Linked DNA regions of Homo sapiens: regions 1 and 2 are each linked to region 3. Evidence: chromatin contacts called from ENCODE Hi-C or POLR2A ChIA-PET data. All regions are on one chromosome and are shown on one strand. The core of a region is the stretch at or near the end of the contact, and the rest is flanking DNA. Distances in the headings are between cores, read along the strand shown. Region 1 holds the start of LDHA (lactate dehydrogenase A). Region 2 holds the start of NUCB2 (nucleobindin 2). Region 3 holds the start of ZBED5-AS1 (ZBED5 antisense RNA 1).

Evidence for each region. Hi-C counts contacts between places; a loop is a spot of excess contacts on that map. ChIA-PET counts read pairs that join two places held with the same protein, here RNA polymerase II (POLR2A). Pooled maps may share reads with other maps.
Region 1: a map of CD4-positive, alpha-beta T cell shows a loop between it and region 3 (27-fold over the local background). The contact joins the promoter of LDHA here to the promoter of ZBED5-AS1 in region 3. A Hi-C loop is called at or near these places in 2 of 168 maps with a recorded cell type or tissue (CD4-positive, alpha-beta T cell and naive thymus-derived CD4-positive, alpha-beta T cell) and 6 of 50 pooled maps.
Region 2: a loop to region 3 is called in a map of naive thymus-derived CD4-positive, alpha-beta T cell, with 13 times the contacts of the local background. The contact joins the promoter of NUCB2 here to the promoter of ZBED5-AS1 in region 3. A Hi-C loop is called at or near these places in 1 of 168 maps with a recorded cell type or tissue (naive thymus-derived CD4-positive, alpha-beta T cell) and 5 of 50 pooled maps. POLR2A ChIA-PET finds 5 or more read pairs at or near these places in 1 of 52 experiments (activated B cell).

The regions. Positions count from the first base shown.
Region 1 is chr11:18,392,667-18,396,048 of GRCh38, forward strand. LDHA (lactate dehydrogenase A) reads left to right here and starts at 1,897. Exons shown (of 8, transcript NM_005566.4): 1 at 1,897-1,970. RefSeq lists enhancers at 1,192-1,856, 1,503-1,592, 1,857-2,522, 1,903-1,992, 3,257-3,382 and a silencer at 2,753-2,802.
Region 2 is chr11:17,275,489-17,278,541 of GRCh38, forward strand. NUCB2 (nucleobindin 2) reads left to right here and starts at 1,251. Exons shown (of 14, transcript NM_005013.4): 1 at 1,251-1,340. RefSeq lists an enhancer at 805-894 and a silencer at 1,085-1,514.
Region 3 is chr11:10,856,519-10,859,761 of GRCh38, forward strand. ZBED5-AS1 (ZBED5 antisense RNA 1) reads left to right here and starts at 1,699. Exons shown (of 3, transcript NR_034137.1): 1 at 1,699-1,848. ZBED5 (zinc finger BED-type containing 5) reads right to left here and starts at 1,535. Exons shown (of 3, transcript NM_001143667.2): 1 at 1,344-1,535. RefSeq lists enhancers at 1,201-1,580, 1,734-2,371, 1,881-1,970, 2,372-3,007.

The DNA.
Region 1 (3,382 bases), core at 647-3,146, 7.5 Mb after region 3:
TGGCAATCTGCCCTGCCCTGAGGTACTCTGAAGAATCAGTGGCCCACCCCTAAACTTTCCAGCTGTGTGTTTGAGGTGAGAGCCCCATTTCAGAACCTAGAGTGATCTTAGAATCTAGAGTGATGGGAAAACTGTTAGAACATGCAAGCATGCCCTGCTATTTTTTTTTTTTTTTTGAGACAGGGTCTCACTATGCTGCCCAGGCTAGTCTCGAACTCCTGGCCTCAAGCAGTCCTCCCACCTCAACCACATTGGTGCTGGGATTACAGGCATGAGTCACTGCACCTGGCCCCTTGTGCTATTTTGGAGCTGAGGTTAGAGTTTTCCGTCAAAACCAAGAAACTCAGTTATGGATCTATCTCAAAGCTGCACTGGGCTGCTGCTGTAGGTTCAGGGAGTAAGTAAAGCCATCCACCCCTTTGGGCTGAAAGTTCCAGCCCTCTAATTCCCTAATCATTTGGTCTTTCCCATGACTGGCTCCTTCCTGAGGCTATCTAAGACTCCTCATTCATTAACATTAAGTCAGGGAAAAAGGCTCTTTATAAATAACAAAAGACATTCCTATCAGAAAATTCAGGAAATTTTGGCATACTCAAGGGCTTACCAAATATATTTCATAATATACCCCACAGTGGGGAAGTATTGGTACAAATTAAAGAAGAGATGGAGGAGGGCGGGCTAGGCAATGGAATCAGCAAGAATACAGGCCCAGAGGTAAGTATGATAAGAAAACAAAAAATTGAGCTGGGCACGGTGGCTCACGCCTGTAATCCCAGCTCTTTGTGAGGCCGAGGCGGCCAGATCACTTGAGGCCAGGAGTTTGAGATCAGCCTGACCAACATGGTGAAACCCCGTCTCTACTAAAAATTACAAAAATTAGCCGGGCGTGGTGGCGCCTGGCTGTAATCCCATCTTCTCAGGAGGCTGAGGCAGGAGATTCGCTTGAACCCGGGAGGCGGAGGTTGCAGTGAGCCGAGATCAGCCCACTGCACTCCAGCCTGGGCGACAGAGCGACTCCGTTTCAAAAAAAAAAAAATTAATAATTAAAAAAAAAATCGCAGGGCAAGTGGGCGCGCTTGTAGTCCCAGTCACTTCGGGGAGCCGAGGTGGGAGGATCGCTTGAGCCAGAAGGTCGAGGCTGCAGGAAGCCATGATCACGCCACTGCCCTCCAGCCTGGGTGACAGAGTGAGACCCTGTCTCGAAAAATACCAAAAAACAAATAAACAAACAAAAAACCAAAACCAAAAAAACAAGCCACTGACAGTTCTTGGGTATGGTTGAGACTCGAGATGAGATGCCAGTGGGGTGGGCAGTAGAAAGTGCAGAATAAAATGTACATTTGAACTGAGTCACCCTGCAAGGCCTGAGAGGCCAAGGCTTCACTGTGAGTGGGAGCTGGTAGGCTTAGCAGCAGAGGGAAAAGCAGCGTCGAGTTTTGGAGGTCACTCGACTTAGGTAAGAACAGACTGACTGACTGCTAGGCATTTTCTTCCTTTCGTTCAACAAATATTTGTGGAGTGCCTATTACGTGCCAGAAGCTGTTCTGGACACTGAGAAACAGGGATGAAGAAGAAACAGATCCAAGCCTTCCTGAGAGTAACCTCCCCAGGTTTCATGGATGAGGAAACTGAAGGTCGTCCTGACTCAGGCTCATGGCTCCGACCCCGGCTTCTGTGGTTGGAGGGCAGCACCTTACTTAGACTCCCAGCGCACGTGGAGCAGTCTGCCGGTCGGTTGTCTGGCTGCGCGCGCCACCCGGGCCTCTCCAGTGCCCCGCCTGGCTCGGCATCCACCCCCAGCCCGACTCACACGTGGGTTCCCGCACGTCCGCCGGCCCCCCCCGCTGACGTCAGCATAGCTGTTCCACTTAAGGCCCCTCCCGCGCCCAGCTCAGAGTGCTGCAGCCGCTGCCGCCGATTCCGGATCTCATTGCCACGCGCCCCCGACGACCGCCCGACGTGCATTCCCGGTACGGTAGGGCCCTGCGCGCACGGCGCCAGAGGGATGGGCGGGTAGAGCCAACTGCCTCTGGTTCTGCTGGCCTCCGCTGCTCGCGAAGGGATTCCTGCTCCCGGGAGGTGTAGGAGCCGCTTTCCAGAAGCACAGCCCAGAGACGTCTGGGCGGCGGCCCACACAACGCATGTGTTCGGAGCTCGCCGCGCTCTGCTTTTGCTCTAAGCGGGAACCATGGCTTCTGGCCACGCTGGGGAACCGAGGAGGTGGCCGCACCCAAGCAGGGGTCGAAAGCCCGGGTGGATGCGGAACAAGGATATGATAGGCCTTAAGGGTGGGGGATACCTCTGGGCTCGAAATCGGCGGGCGGTGCAAAACTCGAGGTCCAGTTCTCGGAGCCCATAGAGCCAAAAAAGCCTCAGCTTGTCCGGGGCGGGTTCTTGAAAGACGGAAAGCGGCTGAGTACCACGCGGCTTGCATTTTTCTCTTGGGACGCTCGAGAGGTGGGCTCCGTGAGGGCAGCTGCTGCCTGCAGATTATAGGGAGCCCTTTGCGCATTTATTAAGAAGCTACTGGTGTATCTCGGGCTGCGCTAGGCACGGCGCATGCAAAGATGAAGCAGGCAGCATCCCAGCCCTTCCGCACCTCAGACGGTCAGTTGAGTAGGATCCGCCGGTACCAACTCCTCCTTTTAACAAATAGGGAGACCGAAAGCTAGGAGACAGTCAGGGATCTCTAAGTTCCCAGTGAGTAGGAGGCAGAGGTGAGGTGTAGAACTCGTTTTTGCATGTCTCTCGCCTCTAGACGCACCCTTCCCTCATCCCATGCCCTCCCACCTCCGCCCCTACATTAAAGGTAGCATTGGATCCCGGGGCCGTTCAGTGAAGCTAGCAGGTGTCCGCAGGAACTCCCTTCCCCCTGCCAGGCTAGAAACCTTACAAGGCTGTCTAGAAATAGCAGTGATTTGTAAGGAGAGACCCGGCTCCAGCTTGGTGACTCTGGGCTGACTGCCTGCCTAGAGGTCCTCTCGGATTTTTGCCCTTTGGAGTGGTGTCAAAACTAGACGTGATACTTTGGGGATGCAGCCTGTGATATTTCCTCCAGCGAATGCAGTGCAGGGTTGGATTAACAAGGTGGAAAGAATTCGAGGGTTCCACCAAGTAGCTATTAACTCTAGGGCTGCAGGCCTCAGGCCTTCTGCAGCTATTTCTACACTCCCTGTACTGAAACTATTTCTTCATACTGGGCCTGACAGGCCTTTGCAACAAGGATCACGGCCGAAGCCACACCGTGCGCCTCCCTCCCGGTTGGTTAACAGGCCCTGGTTTCTAGTATTGCGATTTAAAGTCTGGCGCTGGCTGCGCGCCAGACCTGGGAGGCTGCCAGCTAGGCTTCACGTTGCTGGCGTCTGCTTCGGGGCATTCATTA
Region 2 (3,053 bases), core at 1-2,500, 6.4 Mb after region 3:
AGAGTCCAGTTGTGCAACAGAGGCAATCTGGCTGGTAGTACTTCCTGATAACAGAAGCTTTCATTGCTAACATACTATGTGGCAGATTCTGTACTGTGTGTTTTTGTTTGTTTGTTTTTTTGAGACAGGGTCTCACTCTGTGGCACAATGATCATGGTTCACTGCAGCCTCGGCCTTCTGAGCTCAAGTGATCCTCCCGCCTCTGCCTCCGCCTCCTGAGTAGCTGGGACTACAGATGTGCGACACAGCACCTGGCAAATTTTTAAGTATTTTCTTCAGACTGAAACATCATTGTGTTAAAGATAAAAAAGTAAAAAATATTCTTGTAGAGATAGGATCTCACTGTTGTCCAGATTGGTCTCAAATTTTTGAGCTCAAGCCATCCTCCTGCCTTGGCCTCCCAAAGTGCTGGCATTACAGGGTGAGTCACCATGCCTAGTCTGTACTGTTTTCCTGGCAATGTTATCTCATTCAATCTTCGTGAATAACCCTAAGGTAGATATGATACCAATTTTTCAGGTGAAAAAAACTAATCGGCAGGATGAAACTTCGTAAACAGCCTGTGGCTCCAAAAGCTTCTGGAAGGCTCAAGCTACCCATGTGCATCTTTGAGCCTCAGTTTCCCCATCTTTAAAATGAGGGGTTTGGAATAGATGTCTGTTCTCTGGGGCAGGATGCAGAGGAAAGAGCTGTCTGCGAATGGGCAAGAGAGAAGGTGGGTAAATACAGTTAAACCACAGTGACCGAGGGCCCAGCACAACGGGGGTGGGTGCGGTTACAAATGCCGTTAAGATTCCCGCCAAGGCGGAGGACGGGGGTGTCAGAGCCGAGCGAGGCCTGTGGGCGAGAATAGGCCTGACAGCCATTCTCCGACCTGCGTGGGCGCTGCAGGCGCAGGCCAGAGGCCAAGGGAGAGGCGATCCCTGGGGCTCTGCCCGGGTCTCAGGACGGCACCTCACCCGCCCGAGTCCTGCTCCACAGGATTCTCCGGGTAAGCTAGGGAAGGAAGAGGCGCGGCCTCCTGAGCCCGCATCTCAGAGCGCCACGTCCCTCCTGGCTCAGCCTCCCACCAGGCTCCACAGCTTCGGCCCTCCTCACCGCCCGCCTCCAGGCTCCCCGGCGCGGCCTTGTCCCTGCTCCCGCCAATCGGCGTCGTCAGCAATCGCGAACCGGACCAATCAGCGGCCGCAGAGTGTGGGAACTGTCGCCATGGCAGCCAGGAGGCGGGCGCGCGCGGCGGGAGGAGGGGCAGAGCGGAGCGGTGGGCCGGGGGCTGGAGGACAGGTTTGTGCGCTGGACGCAAGCACCAGGCGCAGCCTCGCTCGCCGAGACCCGGCCAGGTAAGGCCGGTGGCCGCGCGGTAGGTGCGGAGCAGCGCGGCGGGAGATTAGGGGTGGGGGAGTCCGGAGATAAGGCTCCGGTCTTCGCCTGCCTTGCCAGAGCAGAGAGGATGGTGGGGGCCGTGCTGTGGGCGGGGCACCGGCGGGGAGGGGGCTCCCAGCGCGAGCCGGAGGCGCTGGGTTCCCTCTGCTCCACTCGCAGCTGGGCACCCGAGCTTTCTTCGGGGTCGAGGAGGGTGGCTGGCTCTTGGCGGGGAGCAGGAGAGGGTAGGTGCCAAACCGAGACCCTGGCGGGGTCCCTTCGGGTTTGGGCAGGTCGATGGGCAAGGGGGTGCCCACTAGTGAGGAGGGACACCCACCAATTCCAGGCGATGCTCCCCTGTGCCGCTCAGCAAAGCTAGGCCCGGGGATCCTGCTCTTCTCCGGTCTGGTTAAGCCAGCAACCTCTGACACTTAGGAGAAAGTTAGTGTAAGTCGTGATATGCTTTTCACTTAAGTGACAAATTAGGTACGAGATGAACCCTTTTGGTTTTAGGAGATGAGAAACAGTATTTCCTTGTTGCACCTGCTAAGTGGCAACTCAGTGAGCAAATATGGTTATTGTGGTTGGTGTTTGCAACGGTCTTAGATGACAGTTATTTTACAGTATCAAATGGCTGGGAGAGGGAGGGAAAGAAGGAGAGAGAGAGAGAGAATATGAGGGAATGAGAATGAACGGGAACCATTATGATTTTTGAGAGACAGAACCTCTTGAAATTCTATGTCTGCTAAACTTCTAAATTGAATAATGTACATTTTATGCAATTGAATAAGCTAGTGCTACCATTTAAGCCTGCTACTAAGGCTCTGTTAAATCCGTGGACGAATATGAACACTAAAAGATATTACCTTGGTTTAAAAATAGGGGAGGTTAAATGCAAATATTTCTGATAGTGAATTTTGTTTGAGGGAGATTGTGGACTTTCCCTATGGGAAAGTTAAAGAATTGATGAGATAGATGCTTTAAGGAATGTTTTTGTTTTTTGAAACTTGAATAAGTTCAACAAATGTTGAACAAATATTTCAACAAATCTTCTTCAGCTAATAGGGTCAAAAATTAAAATTCTGGAAATTTAGAATTAGAAATGAAATCTCAAATAATGTCACTCTCCTAATTAGGATGAACATGGAAACTTCTATTTCTCATCGTGGTCTTCAAGCTTTCCATGATCTCATCTACCTTTGTAGTAGGGGGTCAAATTTTTTTTTTAACTAGACAATTTTAGAAACTTAAAGGAGGCAAAAATTTATTTCTGTCTCCGTGTGTTTACTCATGCTCTTCTCTATCCAAATTTTACCCATCTTTTTTTTTTTTTTTTTTTTTTTGAGATGGAGTCTCACTCTGTCACCCAGGCTGGAGTGCAATGGCCCGATCTCAGCTCACTGCAGCCTCCGCCTCCCGGGTTCAAGGGATTCTCCTACCTCAGCCCATCGAGTAGCTGGGATTACAGGGACCCACCACCACAGCCAGCTAATTTTTTGTATTTTTATTAGAGACGAAGTTTCACCATGTTGGCCAGGCTGGTCTCGAACTCCTGACCTCAGGTGATCCACTTGCCTTGGCCTCCCAAAGTGCTGAGATTACAGGTGTGAGCCACCGTGCCTGGACGACCCATGTTCTAAGAGTCGAATCTGTCTATGTTGTGTTTACCTTTCTTTGCTCTCCCAAGGTAC
Region 3 (3,243 bases), core at 449-2,948:
CACTTTCTAGAACTTGAAACTAAGCCTAATTTTTAAAAGTACAACCTCATCAATGTCTCTAAAACTAGGTCTTGAATCTAAAATGGAATTATACATAGAACTATTACATGAAGCAGTTCTTTCACTACAATCATTTTTAGCCCCCCAGTGACCAATCTCCTCAGGTAAACAATGTCTAATGACTGATGATTGTTTACTGTATGCCAATTACTGCTAAATCCCTCATATAGATTATCTCATCTATGAAGACACAAGGATTATTAATAACCCCACTTTAGAGATAAACAGACACAGGTTAACACATCTCGCTAACACCTCTTGTAAGTGAAAAACCAAGTTCAGAGCCCAAAAAGTTTGACTGCATAGCCCATGTGTCTAGCCATTACTTGGGTGTTCCTGAATACTTTTAATTCCCCAACTACTAAAAAATCTCGTTACTAGGAGTTGGGTTATGCAGCGAAACGGATGAACAATGGATTATAACTGCCAGAAAGTCGAGGGTCTCATACTAGCAACAGCATAAAGCCCTGCTTCTTATTGGGAGCAAAAAAGCAGATTCTCCTTCCACAGTCTCCTTTTGGATTTTGCAACGGAGAACTCTGTGGAGCTGCTGGTTCACGTAAAAGATCAGGATCCCTCTCGTTGCCAGAGGACACAGAAGAGTAGGAAGCTTTTGTTTTCAGAAAGAAGGTCCTCAACCCCACCTCTTCGAAGGTGTTTCCCCGAATTTCTCGAGGACAAAGAATCTGGACTCCTTTGAGAGTAAAGTTTCCTTTCCACTCCCTGAAGAGCGGGGAAAACTTCCGTCTTTAGTCTCCTTCCGGTTAAACTGACAAGTATCACAATCCTTTCTCCCCTATCTTCGGGCGGTTCCGGCTGGGAACAATACCCTCAGGGTCAGGAGGACAGGATCTGAGTGCAGGCCAGCCAAAAAGGTGGGAACAGATGCTCCTTCCAACACCTAAATGCTTTTTTAAACGGTCACCTGGATGTGCAGCCAGGGCCAACTATCCCTCAGCTCCTCCCTGTCACAGGTGCGCGCTGCCCACAGATTGCCACGACTGGGGGGCTCCCTACCAGTCGCAGCCCACCCTCGCCTCAGGTCTTCTCTCGCGTCCCCGGGCGGCCGCCTGCGCTAACGACCACATGAAAACGTCTCAGCACCCAACACCATCTCTCTATTTCATCTCCATCAGCGATGGAGAGAACGGATTTTGCCGCGGCTGGGCTGCACAGCAGCGCCGCGGTCCACAGCAGAGCCCGCGACCGCCATCTTAGGCAGTTCCAGGAAGCGGCCATTTCAGAGCGCACCGCTTAGCCGCGGCGGCGGCTCTGCTTCTCACCTTCACCGAGGCCTGAACAGGGTCAACAGCCAGTCGTCGTGGACTGGAGGGGGAGGGGAGAGAGGGAGGGGAATGAAAAACAAAACAGAGAGGAAAGAAGGATTCGGGGACAGGGTGATGCTCTCAGCTCAGGGATATCGCCTAGGCCATCTCCATAGAGATCCGATTCGCGGCTGGCGCGGTCGCCGGTCTGAAGATAAATTTAGCACTCTAGAGCACCCGAACCCTACAATCTTCACGAGCGACTCTGCCGCCGCCCAATCAGCGCCAGATTTGCGTCCCGCCACCAATCCGCGCTGAGCAGCGGGGCGGGACCAAAGGAAAGGACCAAGCTCGGTTGAGGCGCGGCCCAGCCGCAGCCGCAGTCACAGCCTCAGCCGCAGCGGCCGTGCTACCTAGGTGATAGCGGAGCGGCTGGGTAGGAAGCAATTGTTCTCAAACTTCACTAGCCCCGTCGGCGCGGACGCTTGTCGAGAATGCAGATTCCTGGGTACTGCCAGATACGGTTGGTGATCTTGTAGGGCTGGAGTGGAAGCCATGAATCTGCATTTTCATCATTTCTGGCCCTCTGCCCGGGCTGGGGTGATTCACGGGGATTCGTAGTGGCCCCAAAGGAGCACGCAGAACCTCGGCTGCTGTGCATTTATCACCTCTTTTGTTCCCGGAGGCCGCACCCCAGGTCCAGTTTACACAGCTGCCAACTCCTTTTCTTGGTTCCCACTGGAATCTAGGAAGAAAACTCGCCCTTTACTTCTCCGCCCCACACCCGACGACGGAGTGTCTAGAGGTCTGGTCGGCCTTGGCTGTGCGGAGGGCTAGGCCTGACGAGCGGGCGCTGATGCGGCGCAGACCCCGCCGGACCTCTTGGTCGGCCCGGGGTAGGCTGGGGAGCCGCGGGAACAGGACTGGATAGGGAAAGCGGCACCGCAGCGTCCACGGGCAAGCTGAAAGTCCGCTTGATGTCTTTGCATCACAGTGGCGCCCTCCCCGCAGGAACGCCCGGCCGCCTGCACCGAACGTTTGCCTGCAGGGAACGGCCAACCCGCCCTGAAATACTCTTTTTGTGGGCTGCAGCTTTCGGGTATTTTAAGCCATGGTTCTGTGCCCTTCCTTGTTTTCAAAAACACCACAGCCAAAGGCTGCGGGTTGTGTGCTTTCATTTTGTGTTAAGTTCTGTGGTGGAGACCTGGAGTCTGTTTTTCCAAATAGGCACCTTGAAATAGATACGCTTCTTAAGCGGGGAAAGTACGAGTAGGTCCTATTATTTGCAATGTTTTAGCCTTTCCAGACTCCGTACAAATGACTAAATGAAGATTGGATCGTATTTTCAGGCACTGCACCAATGATAGAAAATTCTCAACTTGGGGTCAAAAGCAAGGGCAGCTTTCGTTTTTCTTAAATATGCTTCTGATCAAATATCTAAAGTGTTGAAAGAAACCTAACCCTTAATAGCACAATTTACAGGAGTGCATAATTTCCTAGGACTGACATTTAGTTCCAAATGTTTTAAAGTCAATTACAACATCATCTCACCCTATAGTAAGCTGTCCATATATTCTCATTATTATTTTTAAATTATTTCTATTAAATCAGCTTCATTTGAACTTTAACCATAAATGCATAAATCGTTTTTGGGAAGGGGGTACAGTCGCGCTTGAAGAGCAAGGGATTTTGTCATTGCGGGAGTTGTCTGGCTTCAGAATAATATTGGAATAATATATTTTCGTGTTTCATATTTTAGAAAAACCTTTTACATATGTGCTCCCAAACCAATCTTTTTTTATTTTTTATTTTTTTTATTATTATACTTTAAGTTCTAGGGTGCACAACTTGCAGGTTTGTTACATATGTATACATGTGCCATGTTGGTGTGCTGCACTCGTTAACTCGTCATTTACAT